Regions from separate parts of the Homo sapiens genome. Here region 2 is linked to region 1. Evidence: read pairs that join two places in POLR2A ChIA-PET (ENCODE). Cell type or tissue: GM12878. All regions are shown on one strand. Each heading gives the region's core, and the rest is flanking DNA. Links, peaks and the distances in the headings are about the cores only. Region 1 has its middle 26 kb from the start of COMMD2. Region 2 overlaps LOC105374313 (a long non-coding RNA gene).

Region 1 (6,963 bases), core at 1,079-6,078:
ACCACACCTGAATAATTTTGTATTTTTAGTAGAGACGGGGTTTCTCCGTGTTGGTCAGGCTGGTCTTAAACTCCCGACCTCAGGTGATCTGCCTGCCTCAGCCTCCCAAAGTGCAGGGATTACAGGTGTGAGCCACCTCACCCAGCTGGTTTGCTGGTTTTCTGTTTTTGTTGTTGTTGTTGTAGGCTGTCTTTGTGGTGTGGATCAGCCAGAAGTATAAAGTTAAGATCCTTTCATATATTTTTTGAGCCTTTGCCTTTCCCTGGGTATACATGATGATTTTCCAACTCCAATCACATACATGTGGTTCATTTTTAATGCTCTAGTCTTCAATATCTAGTTCCTAAAAGGGGGAAAATGTAGGAAGGGAAAAAGGTGTTTGCCCTTTATATTCCCTGAGAGTCATTTCATCCAGAGATGGAGGGACTCGCAACAATGGGGTAAAGTGCAACAACAAAACCTGCTGCTTCTTTGCACCTTTGTGATGAGAAGCAGCAATCAGCAATGAGAGCATAGATCCTAAATATTTGGAGGCCAGGGTCCTTTTCAGCTACCCTAGCTCCCACAGGCTGTGTACAGGTTGCTCCAGGAGCATGTGCACAGCTGCCTGACATGTGGCTGAAGGGTGGTTAGCTGCTACTGTGATTACAGCTGAAATTGATGAAAATTAACCACAATTATTGCTCAAGCCCTGGAAGTTATAAGCCTTCAACAGACTCCACAGTTCCAAAATACTTACATTAGACAGATTCTACTGGTAAAATTATTATCTAGGTGGGAAGATAGGTTCCTCTTTTTCCTCCTCTGCCATCTTCTAGGAATTCTCTCTGGGGCTCCTTATTTTCAAAAACTTTTTATAGTGAAAAATTTCAAACCTAAACAAAAGTAAAGAGAATGATATAATGAATCCCTGTGCACTCATCACACAGCTTCAACAATTACCAACTACCTGCTCCTTCACCTGAATTTCAGCCTGTAATTTCTTGCCCATCTCTTTCCTGACAATTCGTGGCTTCAAATGATGTGATTTTCTGCCTTCTCTCCAGCTCCAAGAATCAATGTGATCCCCCCTAATATTTGACTAAATTAACAGGCTCTCTTTTTAATATTCCTAACTTGAATAATTTTTATACCGTCCACCCTACCCCCCAGACTCCTTAAAAAAAAAAAAAGGCAGTTTTTAATCCTTTCCAATGGTTTGAGAATCTGATGAAAGCCATGGACCATAACCCTAGAAAAAAAGGTGCACACACCATTTTATATGTGATTTCAGAAGGTTCATTGACACCTTGAAACCTTCCAAAGACCCTATGTTAAGAACCCCTTCTAAAAGGTAGATTCTCCCATTTCCTAGGCCATACCTGGTCCTTGTAGCCATGTTTCTCTTTCACATTTACATAGAAATGTAAGACTGGGAGAGCATCCAGTTCCATCACTTTTTTGTTGTTCTGTTGAGGCAATCAGACATGAAGGGCAATTTTATTTGTTTTTGTTCTTTTCATGAAGGCATTTTGAATTAATTGTCCAATTAATTCCAATTCCACATGAAGGAAACATGCCTGTTCCAAATCCTGGAGAGTCAGCAACAGAATCAGAGGTCCTGCCAACATTTTTCATACTAACCTCATGCTACCTCTGAATATTTTTCTGCTCCTTTGAAATGAATTAATGCTAACTCCAAAATATTCTGAAAACCCACTCTAAAAATACCTGCTTCAGCACATTTTCTTCTTTCTCCTCTCTTCTCTTTACTCACACAGCATTGGATTTACATGAAATGCAAGGAAGAAAAGTACTAAGGGAGTCAAAAGACAAATTGGAATGAAGTGAACAATTAATTTAAAACATCCTTTAACAAGTATATTTTAAACTACAAAGGTGTTCGTGATTCCTTGACAGGGTTCAATTTAGGTTTTGCTCTGCTACTTGCTCATTCACGGAAAATCTCTGGGATGGACCCATCAACTAGCATAGAAGGTTGGTTGAGTACTCTAGCACTGTTCCCTGCAACATTCTCCCCAGTTCTTCTAATGCTGAACCTCAGCTCTGGCTCTACATCACAGTCACCTGTGAAGCTTTTAAAGTTGAGAAAAAAGACAGGCTCAGGTGAGCCCAATTCAGGTTTACTTACTTTGGGTCCAGGCTCTAGGTGTGCAGGCCAGGCTCTGGGTGTGCAAGCCAGGGATGAGAACCCTGGTCTAATGCTATATGCAAGGAATTAATATTGTTAGTAATGGTGGAGGCCTGGGAGAATACTAAAATTGTTTTATAGCTTATAGCTCAGCAAGAAAGATATATTTAGTCTTTAAAAAAAAACAGGAAAATTTCAGAAGGAAAATTTTGAAGGAACTTTACACGTAAACCACTGTGGGGTAATATTTTTAAAATGCTATTTTTCTCTACCATTTAATTCCTAATGTGGCATAAACTTTTCGGCTCAGTTGGGATATGCTGACACATTATATGTACACACATTTGTATCTTATTTATTTGTATTATATAAATAATAAATAAACTTTTTTTAATGTATAGAAGAGTACAAAGTAAAAAGTAAAAATCTTGGCCACCCTCCCTGGCCCCATCTCAGAGGAAACCCTATTAAGAATTTCTTATGTATCCTTCTAGAAACTGGCTACCCACATCAAAAGTATATATATAATGTTAATATGTATTTATTACATTTATTTATTAGCTCAGGACTCAAAGGGGCTTGGAAATTATCATGACAGTAGATTTCTTTTACTTTCATCCTACCTATGGTGCAACAGGAAGTCTAGACTTTTACTAGGTTTCCCTCACAAGTAACTTTAGGACTCCTTGAGAACATTTAACTTTCCCACAGGATCATGATGGTTAGCTCCCAGGGGCGAGCCTCCAAGCAAATAACCTCCTGCAACCTCAGGACTGGCTTCTCAGCATATCAGAAGGTTCAGGCCTGATCCTGAACCCTCTCTGCCTAACTCCCATGGCAGGGTCCAGTTCTCCTTCCTCTTACAGGTGGCACCTGAGCCTGTTTTTCTTTTTTTTTTTTTTTTGAGATGGAGTTTCACTCTGGTTGCCCAGGCTGGAGTGCAATGGTGTGATCTCAGCTCACTGCAACCTCCGCCTCTCAGGTTCAAGCGATTCTCCTGTCTCAGCCTCCCGAGTAGCTGGAATTATAGGTATGTGCCACCAAGCCCAGCTAACATTGTATTTTTAGTAGAGATGGGGTTTTTCCATGTTGGTCAGGCTGGTCTCGAACTCCTGACCTCAGGTGATCCTCCTGCCTCAGCCTCCCAAAGTGCTGGGATTAGAGGCGTAAGCAACTGTGCCCGGCCAGGGTTCTTCAGGTTTTTTGTATTAAAATAAATTTTTTTGAGACAGGAGTCTTTCTATGTTGCCCAGGCTAGAGTGCAGTGGCTTTTCTCAGGCCTGATCATAGATCACAACAATCTTGAACTCTTGGGTTCAAGCATTGCTCCTGCTTCAGCCTCTTGAGTAGCAAAAGGATTACTCTGATGTAACGGTATTTGCATGCCATGGCATGCACTTCTGGGTTCTTCAGTTTTAGAATAAAGGTCTCCTTATTCTGTGGTTGTAAGGGCCTCCCATGGCCCAGTATGGGTCATATCCAGCCAAATCCAGGCCAGCTCTCTAAAGTTTAAGGTGATAATCTGGCCTGCACACCTTTCCTGGGGTCTTCAGACTTGCTCTTATTCTCCTATAAACAATCCCTTAATTAACAGCAGATATCACATGCACCTAAGAACAAGTGAAATTGTACTGGGATAGTGCAGCCTAACCACAAGGGAACTGTAATCTGAAAAAATGCAAGTCTTTTACCACAGTGACCATTTTCATATTACCAGTCAGAATAAGATTGCTCTTCAACTAAACCAGCTCCATCTCAGAAATGATGCCTGAGATTTGACTCATAATTACATAGAAGTGGGGCACAGAGCAAAGTGGGTGGGGATTTTGAGGCAACAATATTTGACACTAGTTGATTATCATTGAAACTAAGTGACGTGTACCTGAGAGTTCATTATATTATTCTATGTATTTTTGTATAAGTTTGAGATATTCTACAGTTAAAAACAAAACAACATCTCTGCAAAGGCTTTACTCTTTGGCTGGGCACAGTAGCTCATGCCTGTAATCCCAGTGCTTTGGAAGGCCCAGGTGGGGGGATCACTTGAGACCAGGAGTTCGACAGCAGCCTGGGCAGCATAGCAAGCCCTCATCTCTACAAAAAGTTAAAAAATTAGCCAGGCATGGTGGCACATGCCTGTAGTCCTAGCTTCTCGGGAGGCTGTGGTGGGAGGATCACTTGAGCCATGAGTTTGAGGCTACAGTGAGATATGATCACACCACTGTACTCTAGCCTGGGCAACACAGCATGACCCTGTCTAAAAAAATAAAAAGGCTTTATCCTTGATGTTTGCATCACTAAAAGATTCCTCTTTGTGGTTTTCTGGAATAAAGGAACTTGCAGCCCTGTGGGTGAATTTAGTCTCTACTCTTGTAACAAGCTTCTTTCCTTCCTCCACATGTGATAACTGAGATTTTTAGGGCCAATATTTACTCAAAGTTCACATTCTAGCTACTGAGTTCTTCCTCACAAGCACTCGCTTCAAGGGAACTTCTCATAATCAGCCCTGGGATTACGGCAACCTAAAGGTCTTGTTCTCCTTTCAATGTTTCTACAGATGTGTGCCATCTTGCATTTCTAGATGGTAAATTAAATTCTGCCTATGCTATTTTATGCCTCTTTTTTCTTTTTTAAAAATGATTTTACTAGTACAATTGGAGGAAAAGGAGTCTGGTGAGGGTGGCTTGGAGAATAACTGGTTGGTCACCAGGACGGGATAGCACCTCTGGTTCTAGTGAGATTTATGGAAGGGGCTTTGTTCTGGAATGTGGTACTCAGCTTTATTAACTCAGAAACTTAAATGTTAGCACACACAGACACAATGGGACTCTAAGGGCTGATGAATGCCAATTAATTAACTTGCAATGGGAAACATAACGTAGCAAGCCTCAAATCCAAGTTTGCTGGTTAGCACATTTTCTGTCTATGGGAAACTTAAGAAGCCAAATTATAACCAGAAGGGTAGTTGGTGACAGCCAGTTCTACAACAGTGAGTTTTCAACTAGGGAGGGTTGCCCTTCTCTGGGGGATAGGCAGAAGGAAGGGGACTTTTTTTTTTTTTGAAACAGAGTCTTGCTCTGTCGCCCAGGCTGGAGTGCAGTGGCGCGATCTTGGCTCACTGCAACCTCTGCCTTCCAGGTTTAAGAGATTCTCCTGGGCCGGGCGCGGTGGCTCACGCCTGTAATCCCAGCACTTTGGGAGGCCAAGGCGGGTGGATCATGAGGTCAGGAGATCGAGACCATCCTGGCTAACAAGGTGAAACCCCGTCTCTACTAAAAATACAAAAAATTAGCCGGGCGCGGTGGCGGGCGCCTGTAGTCCCAGCTACTCGGGAGGCTGAGGCAGGAGAATGGCGTGAACCCGGGAAGCGGAGCTTGCAGTGAGCCGAGATTGCGCCACTGCAGTCCGCAGTCCCGCCTGGGCGACAGAGCGAGACTCCGTCTCAAAAAAAAAAAAAAAAAAAAAAAAAAAAGAGATTCTCCTGCCTCAGCCTCCTGAGTAGCTGGGACTACAGGCGCATGCCACACCAGCACACCTGGCTAATTTTTGTGTTTTTAGTAGAGATGGGGTTTCACCATGTTGGTCAGGCTCGTCTCGAACCCCTGACCTCGTGATCTGCCCACCTCAGCCTCCCAAAATGCTGGAATTACAGGTGTGAGCCACCGCACCCAGCCTGGAAGGGGATTTTAGGGGAGTGTGTGTGTGTGTGTGTGTGTGTGTGTGTGTGTGGTATTTTTCTTTTAGCATATATAATTAGAAAAGGCATATCCAATGTTATAATTCAACAATATTTGGGGGGGAAATTTAAAACTCTTGCGTTCATAACAAAAATTGTAAAAAATAAACCTTAACAAAATGTTCCTGGCTGGTGACTCAGCTGGGGGCAGGGGGCAGGGTGGGAATCTACAAATCAAACTCTCTCTGGAGAATCTAAGATTTTTCATTTTTCAAAATGAAGCAAGAAAACATTGTTTACTGAGGCACTAAACAAAAGCCATACGTGGGGCAACTTAAGTTTGCAGGATCCAAATCAATTTTCCGTTCTCAAGTTCTTCTCACTAAACAGTGTTATGATTAATCTAATCATGCTTAGTTTTTTAGTAGTCATTAACTGTGGGAATTGATGTAGAAATCTGGGTTACTTATAAAGTATGTACTTTATAGTACTGTACTATGTACTATAAAGTAGTGCTACAGTTTTGTGACCAAATTCTGCAGCCAGCCAAAACCACTGTATGGGTAAAGCAGACATTGATAGTCTCAGCATTGATTTATCTCCCTTCTTCCTTTCTAAAAGATCCCACTTTCATTTGGGGATTGCTGTGTTTCCTGGGAAGAGGACTCTACTCCTACTATATTCCAACCTCTTAAATGCAGCAATTGGTTGGTAACCTAAACCAGTCCAATCAAAGTGAATCTGAAAGACTTTTCTTATGATGTTAATGACAAAGACGGGCTCATTTTCCTGGTGCCTTTAGTAGCCACCTATGGCCACAAGAAGAGTCTAAATTAGGAGAAAGAAAACGAAGACAGGAAAGCGAAGCAGAGAGATACTGGGGCATTGGGGCCATCTCTAGGCCACTGGATCATGTTTGCCTGAACCAATACTACCTCTGGACTTGACAGTTATTTGTACCAACAAACTCTTTTTTAATTGTTCCAGCTATTTTTAGTTGTAATTGAAAGCACGTGGGTGGATCAGGGTTCTGCTGAATCTGGACTGTTTGATTTTCTTGTTCTTCGACCGGCTTGAATATCAGTCATTGAAGCAAGTCATAGAGAAATGGCTGTAGTAAAACTGTCATGTTCTTAATTTTTGCTGTACATCAGAA
Region 2 (6,963 bases), core at 683-5,682, 390 kb after region 1:
CTTTATTATATATTTCTTATTTTCTAATATATGTGTCCAATTCAATAAATTTTCTTTTAAGCACTGCTTTTGCTGCATATTACACATTTTGATGTTTTATTTTAATTTTCATTTAGTTCAAAATGTTTTAAAATTTCTCTTAAGATTTCTTCTTTGACCCATATATTATTTGGAAGTATGTTGTTTAATCTCCAAGTACATTGGATTTCAGACATCTTTCTGTTATTCATTTTAGTTTAATTCCATTGTGATCTGAGAGTAGAAGTTGTATGATTTCTCATTTTTTAAATTTGTTAGGGTGTGTTTTATGTTCCACAGAAGTACTGTCATTCCCCTCATAATGACGTTTCAGTCAACAAAGGACCACATGTATGACAGTGGTCCCATCAGATTATAATGGAGCTGAAAAATTCCTATCACTTAGTGATGTTGTAATATCATAGCATAACACATTACTTTTCTATGTTTAGGTATGTTTAGACACACAAATACTTATCATTGTCTTACAGTTGCCTACAGTGTTCTGTACAGTAATATGCTCTATGGATTTGTAGCCCAGGAGCAATAGGCTACACCATTATAACATAGGGGCATAGTAGGCTGTACCATCTATGTTTGCATAAGTATACTCTATGATGTTTGCACAATGATGAAATTGCCTGACGATGCGTTTCTCAGAACATATTCCCATTGTTACGTGACGCATGACTGTAGTCTATAGATGTCAATTATATCCCGTTGATTGATGGTGATGTTGAGTTCAACTATACCCTTACTAATTTTCTGCCTGCTGGATTTGTCCACTTCTGATAGATAGGTGTTAAGGTTTCCAACTACAATAGCAGACTCATCTATTTCTCTTGCATTTCTACCAGTTTTTGCCTCAGGTATTTGACATTTGGTTGTTAGACACATACACATTAAAGATCGTTATGTCTTTGTGATGTATTGATCCTTTTATCATTATGCAGTGCCCCTTTTTATCCCTAATATCTTTCGTTGCTCTGAAGCCTGCTCCTTCTGAAGTTAATATAGCAACTCCTCCTTCTTTTGATTAGTGTTAGCCTGGTTTATCTTTCTCTATTTACTTCTAATCTACATGTTTCTTTATATTTTAAGTGGGTTTCTTATAGGCAACATGAAGTTGGGTCCTTTTTTCTATCCACTCTGAGGATCTTTGTCTTTTAATTAGTGTAGGTAGACCATTGACATTTAAAGTGATTATATCTACCATATTTATTACCATTTTCTATTAATTTCTCTTGTTCTTTGTTTCTATTTTTATCTTCCTCTCTTTTCTACCTCTTATGGCTTTAATTGAGCATTTTATATAATTCTATTTGCCCCTTCTTAGCATATACATTATACTTTTATCAGATAACATTGTACCAATTCATGGATAGTGTGAATAACTATTTTTGTTTGTTTTTGAGAAAGGGTCTCGTTCTGTCACCCAGGCTGGAGTTCAGTGGTGCAACCATGGCTCACTATAACCTCCACCAACCTCCCAGGCTCAATCAATCCTCCTGCCTCAGCCTCCCAAGTACCTGGGACTGCAGGCATGCATCACCATGCCTGGCTAATTTTTGAATTTTAATCTCTTATAATAACAAAATACTTGTAATTCCTCCCTCCCGCATCTTGTATCACGGCTGTCTTTTTTTTTTTTTTTTTTTTTTGAGATGGAATCTTGCTCTGTAGCCCAGGCTGGAGTGCAGTGGTGCAATCTCAGCTCACTGCAAGCTCAGCCTCCCGGGTTCATGCCATTCTCCTGCCTCAGCTTCCCGAGTAGCTGGGAGTACAGGTGCCCACCACCACACCCGGCTAATTTTTTGTATTTTTAGTAGAAATGGGGTTTCACCATGTTAGCCAGGATGGTCTCGATCTCCTGACCTCGTGATCCGCCCGCCTCGGCTTCCCAAAGTGCTGGGATTACAGGCGTGAGCCACCGCGCCCGACCCACTGCTGTCATTTTACTTATATATTGGCATATAGTTGAACACATTGTTGCTGTTATTATTTTGAACTGACTGTTAGATCAATTAAGAATAAGAAAAATAGGCTGGACAAGTTGGCTCACGCCTGTAATCCCAGCATTTGGGAGGCCGAGGCAGGCGGAACACGAGGTCAAAAGATGGAGACCATCCTGGCCAACATGGTGAAACCCTGTCTCTACTAAAAATACAAAAACAGATTAGCTGAGCATGGTGGCGAACGCCTGTAGTCTCAGCTACTCAAGAGGCTGAGGCGGGAGAATCGCTTGAATCCAGGAGGCGGAGGTTGCAGTGAGCCGAGATCGCACCAGGGCACTCCAGCCTGGCGACAGAGCGAGACTCCATCTCAAAAAAAAAAAAAAAAAAAAAAAAAAGGAAGAAGAAGAAAAAAAGAATAAGAAAATAAAATGTTTGTTTTCCTTTCACTTAATTCTTCTCTGAAGTTCTTCTTTTCTTCACGTAGGTCCAAGTTTCTGACTTATATTATTTTCCTTCTCTCCGAAGAACTTATTTTTAACATTTCTTGCAAGACATGTCTGCTGACAACAGATTCCCTTAGTTTTTGTTTCTCTGAGAGAGGCTTTATTTCTCTTTCACTTTTAAAAGATGATAATTTTTCAGGGTAAAGAATTCTAGTTTGGCAGTTTTTTCTCTCAACACTCAACAATTTATTTTACTCTTGCGTGCCGGGTTTCTGAGGAAACGTTGGATATAATTCTTATTTTTGCTTCTCTGTAGGTAAGGGGCAGCTGATCCCTGAACAATATGGGTTTGAACTGCACGGGTCCACTTATACACAAATTTTTTCCAATAAATATATTGGACAATTTTTTGGAGGTTTGCAACAATTTGAAGAAACTTGCAGATGAATTATGTAGCCTAGAAATATTTTTAAAATTAAGAAAAAGTTAGGCATGGTATGAATGCATAAAATATATGTAGATACTAGTATATTTTGTCATGTATTACTATAAAATATACATATATTATAAAAAATTAAAATTTATCAAAACTTACATAGACTGTACACGGTGTCATTTTTAGTCAAGAGAAATGTAAGCAAATGAAAAGATACAGTATTAAATTATAACTACATACAATTAATTGTAGCACATCCTATACTACTGTAATAATTTCAATGCCATTCCCTGTTGCTGTCATGGTGAGCACAAGTGCTGCGTGTGTCCACTTAAAACATCATGTGATGCTAATCATCTCTACGTGAGCAGTTTACCTCTCCAGTAAATTGTGTATCACAGTAAAAAAGTGATCTTTTGTGGTTCTCACATATTTTTCATTTTGTTGAGTGCATACCGTAAATCTTGAATAATACCATGGGACCCATACAAAGTGCCACTAGTGATACTGGAAGTATCCCCAAGAAGCACAGAGAGGTCATGACATTACAAAACAGTTGAATTGCTTGATATAAGATTGAGGTCTGCCGCTGTGTTTGCCCACTGCTTCAGACAGATAATTCATCTTATAAACAGATAACATAAACTTATGGTATTAATAAATACAGTACAATAATGTACTGTAAATGTATATTAAATGTGTTTTCTCTATCTTATGGTATTCTTAGTAACATTTTATTTTCTCTAGCTTATTTGTAAGAATACAGTATATAATATATACCACATACAAAATACATGTTAATCAACTGTTTATGTTATCAGTAAGGCTTCCAGTCAATAGTAGGCTATTTCAAATCCATGTTCATTAACCCAGAAATCATACCAAAAACAATGTCATCAATATCATACCCTGTCCCTATCCTCTATAGGAGAAATAAACTCCCCTTTCCCTGAAAATAAAAATCTAATCTGCTGAAAATTAAATGATAGGTTTTGTACCATAGTGGTAGTATCAAGGGGTGAAACATACATTGACATATCAGTCAATATACCTGTCCCCCTGCATTGTAATTATTTGCTGATTGCCTGTCTTTCCTGTGAGACTGTCAGCTTCTGAAGGACAGAGACAAGGCTTGTTTGATAACTCTCTGGCACATAATAGGCGTTTCGATATACACATGTTGAATGTATCATTGCTTCATCAGATGTGTTAAGTGTGAACCAACCTCACTAAGTTATTAAGCACCTACTTGGGATAAGGCTGCAGGTTGGATACTTTGGATATATAAAGATGAGTAAAGTTTGTTCTCTGCCTTCAAAGGCAATCATTATAGCAGGATGTCCTTGTCAAGTTCCTATCCCCTTGACCACCCCCTTCCCTTCACAGGTGGGAAGTCCCCTAGAGGCTATAACTTCTAGCATTTTTTGACCTGAAGGCATTCTTTAGCTTTAGAGCAGCTCAGTGCCTTATAGGTGGATTGTAAGTGCCAGAGACTTAGTCTCCAGAACAACTCACCACCGATGAAGGTGGCAGTTCCTTGCTCTTCAGTAGGACACTGAGCATGTTCCACTCAGACTCAGAGCATTCCCAATGGTGCTGAGCCCTCTTTGCTCATAGCAGTAATCTGCTCATTAAAGCACTCTTTTTTTGGCTTTTTCTCCATTCTTGGTCTCACTTCCTACTCCCTCACAGTGTTTCCTGGGATCTCCTCCTGAATAAATTCTCATACCCAAATCCTTTACTCAGGGCCTGCTTTCAGGAGCATCATTAGAACTGAGCAGGATAAGACAGGCCAAGAGAATGCAGAGGAGGAGGGGATTAATTCTAGCTGGAGAAGACTTGGCATTATTTGAATTGGGTTTGGGTGGGTGCAGTGAGTGCAAAGGAGAGATGCTTCAGGCACAGAGGAGCTGAAGCACACAGAGTGCTCAAGGAAATGTAAGCAATTAGGTCTGGAAGGAATGTGGGTAGGGGGGCATCTCAGACTCTCCTGGAAGGTACTCCAGAGCCCCGTGCATCCCAGCAAGGAGCCAGATTTCTCCTGCTCCTTTCATCCTAAACTTCAGCTCAAGTTACTCACCCTTCTTATACTGGGACTCTGAAATGTCCACATAGTCCCCTTTTGGTAGGAAAATCTAAATACAGAAAAGGACACGGCTACTGCATGTAATCTGTGAGAGCAGCCGTAAGAAATCACTGACCAACCCACTATCTTTTTTAAGCATGGTTCTTTCTTTCTGTCTCTAGATTTTAATTCACATTTTCTGAGTTCCCATGACATACTCTGCGTTAGTATTTTGCTATTTCTAAGAGCTTATATTCTAAATACAGTCTCCACAACTCAATCTAGACAAGAAACTTCCTTGCCTTCTGTTAGAGGCTAATCTTTAATTTTTTTAAAAAGGAATAGTGTGTCAGAAGATCAAAGAAAATGACCCGAGTTTACTCTACATTGGAGTCCACTCTATTACCCACAAGCAAGTACAATGTGTATGTATAATCTCACTCATTCTCTCTCCCCTTGTCCTGAAAATCATTTCCCTCTCATGAACTGTTCTGATGAGTCATTTCATCTCCAGTACTGACTCAATTATACACTCTCGCCATGATCAACAACTGCTAAATTGGTTGTAAACCCCAGAATGGGAGCTGAAAAACCAAAAACTAGAGGTGTGGCAGGAGGACAGGAGTGGAATAATTTGGTCATTTTCCCAGCAGAGGAAAGTTGGTTTAGGAAAGACAAAATGAGTACTTCTGGAATAGGTATACAATATTGGAAAATAACAGAGAAATTAAAGAAGTTATTAAAGCTCACAAGAGGATTTGGTGAGAGAACACTACTCATTTCAGCTCAGCATGAGCCAGTTTGCATTATTATGTTTTGCTCTATACTTAGTCTTGGAGAAAGCCACAAATTACAATGGTTAAATAAAGCTTTAGAAAATGGAAAATAGCAACATTGCAAGTACAGAACGCTACTGGGGTAGAGCACCCTCCAAACTGGGGTGGCTGTAGTGAACTTCTAAAATCCCTCCCTCGTTCTCCCACCCCCAGGAATTTCAGCCATGTCCTTTATAAATCCCCATTACTGTAATATTGTTTGTGTAATAAATACAGCTTTGTTTAGTTTTTAAACTCGGAATTTCTACCAAAGGCTGGGAGAGAAAGAAAGCTGCTGGGTTACCTGCAGGTTGAGTATTTTGGGAAGAGATTAATTTGAGGCATACCTGGATCCAGAAGGGAATGATGATGATAACATTTATTGAGCTCTTTGTATGTCTGAGACATACTCTATAGATGTATTATGTGTTAACTAACGTAGCCTCATAACAACCTTATGAGATAGTACTGTTCCTATCCCATTTTATATATGAGGAGACTGGAGCACACAAAGGCTAAGTAATTGGCCCAAGGTCACATGGCTGGTGAGTGGCAGAACCAGGATTTAGTCTGGCTCCAGAGCCTGTCTTCTTAATGACCATACTGTAATGCCTCAGAGACATAAATATTTGTGTCCTCCAAATTCATATGTTGAAACCCCATCCCTCAATGTGATAGTATTTGAAGACGTAGCCTTTGGTAGATAGGTTTAGATGAGACCACAAAGGCAGATTCTCCATGATAGGATTAGTGCCCTTATAAAAAGGAGAGGAAACCAGAGCACACTCCCTACCCCCACCATGTGAGGACAACCATCGGCAAACAGGGAAGAGGGCCCTCACCAGAAACTGAATCTGTCTGCACCTTGATCTTAGACTTCCAGCCACCAGAACTGTGAGAAATAAATATCTGTTGTATGAACTACCCACTCTATGGTATTTTGTTACAGTAGCCTGAACAGATTGAGACAGACCACCAAGCTGTTATTATACAATTAAGCTTTTACTCAGGAATTCTAGGAAGAGGCATTTTAGCTCAGATCCAGGAATTTATTTCGGGTGCTTCTCTGCTACTTTGCTTCCTGCAGGATGGGGCTGAGTCACAGAGCCCACTGGGCCCAATGGTCGTGGAGAATAGATTCAAGACCAGGAGCCACACTTCCATGGGAAACTGAGTAAACTGAAGCTTGGTAAATTTGAGATTATCGGTGGGCCAGCCTATTTGGGTAGAG

What was found. ChIA-PET counts read pairs that join two places held together with the same protein. Peaks named below come from ENCODE experiments on the same cell type or tissue, not always from the same donor. Only the 100,000 strongest peaks of a DNase experiment are listed, where the experiment ranks them.
Region 2: POLR2A ChIA-PET joins it to region 1 with 6 read pairs; 2 of 35 experiments call an interaction of 5 or more read pairs at or near these places.

What each region holds. Positions count from the first base shown.
Region 1 is chr3:149,723,341-149,730,303 of GRCh38, forward strand. It overlaps a transcript of WWTR1 not described here. Among named protein-coding and RNA genes, the nearest start is that of COMMD2, 26 kb to the right of the region's middle. In GM12878, for the core only: no CTCF peak of the experiment used is centred there; a DNase peak (open chromatin) is centred at 3,811.
Region 2 is chr3:150,109,653-150,116,615 of GRCh38, forward strand. All of the region lies in intron 1 of LOC105374313 (a long non-coding RNA gene), which reads left to right. Among named protein-coding and RNA genes, the nearest start is that of LINC01998, 31 kb to the left of the region's middle. In GM12878, for the core only: no CTCF peak of the experiment used is centred there; a DNase peak (open chromatin) is centred at 5,439; H3K4me3 peaks cover 920 bases; H3K27ac peaks cover 862 bases.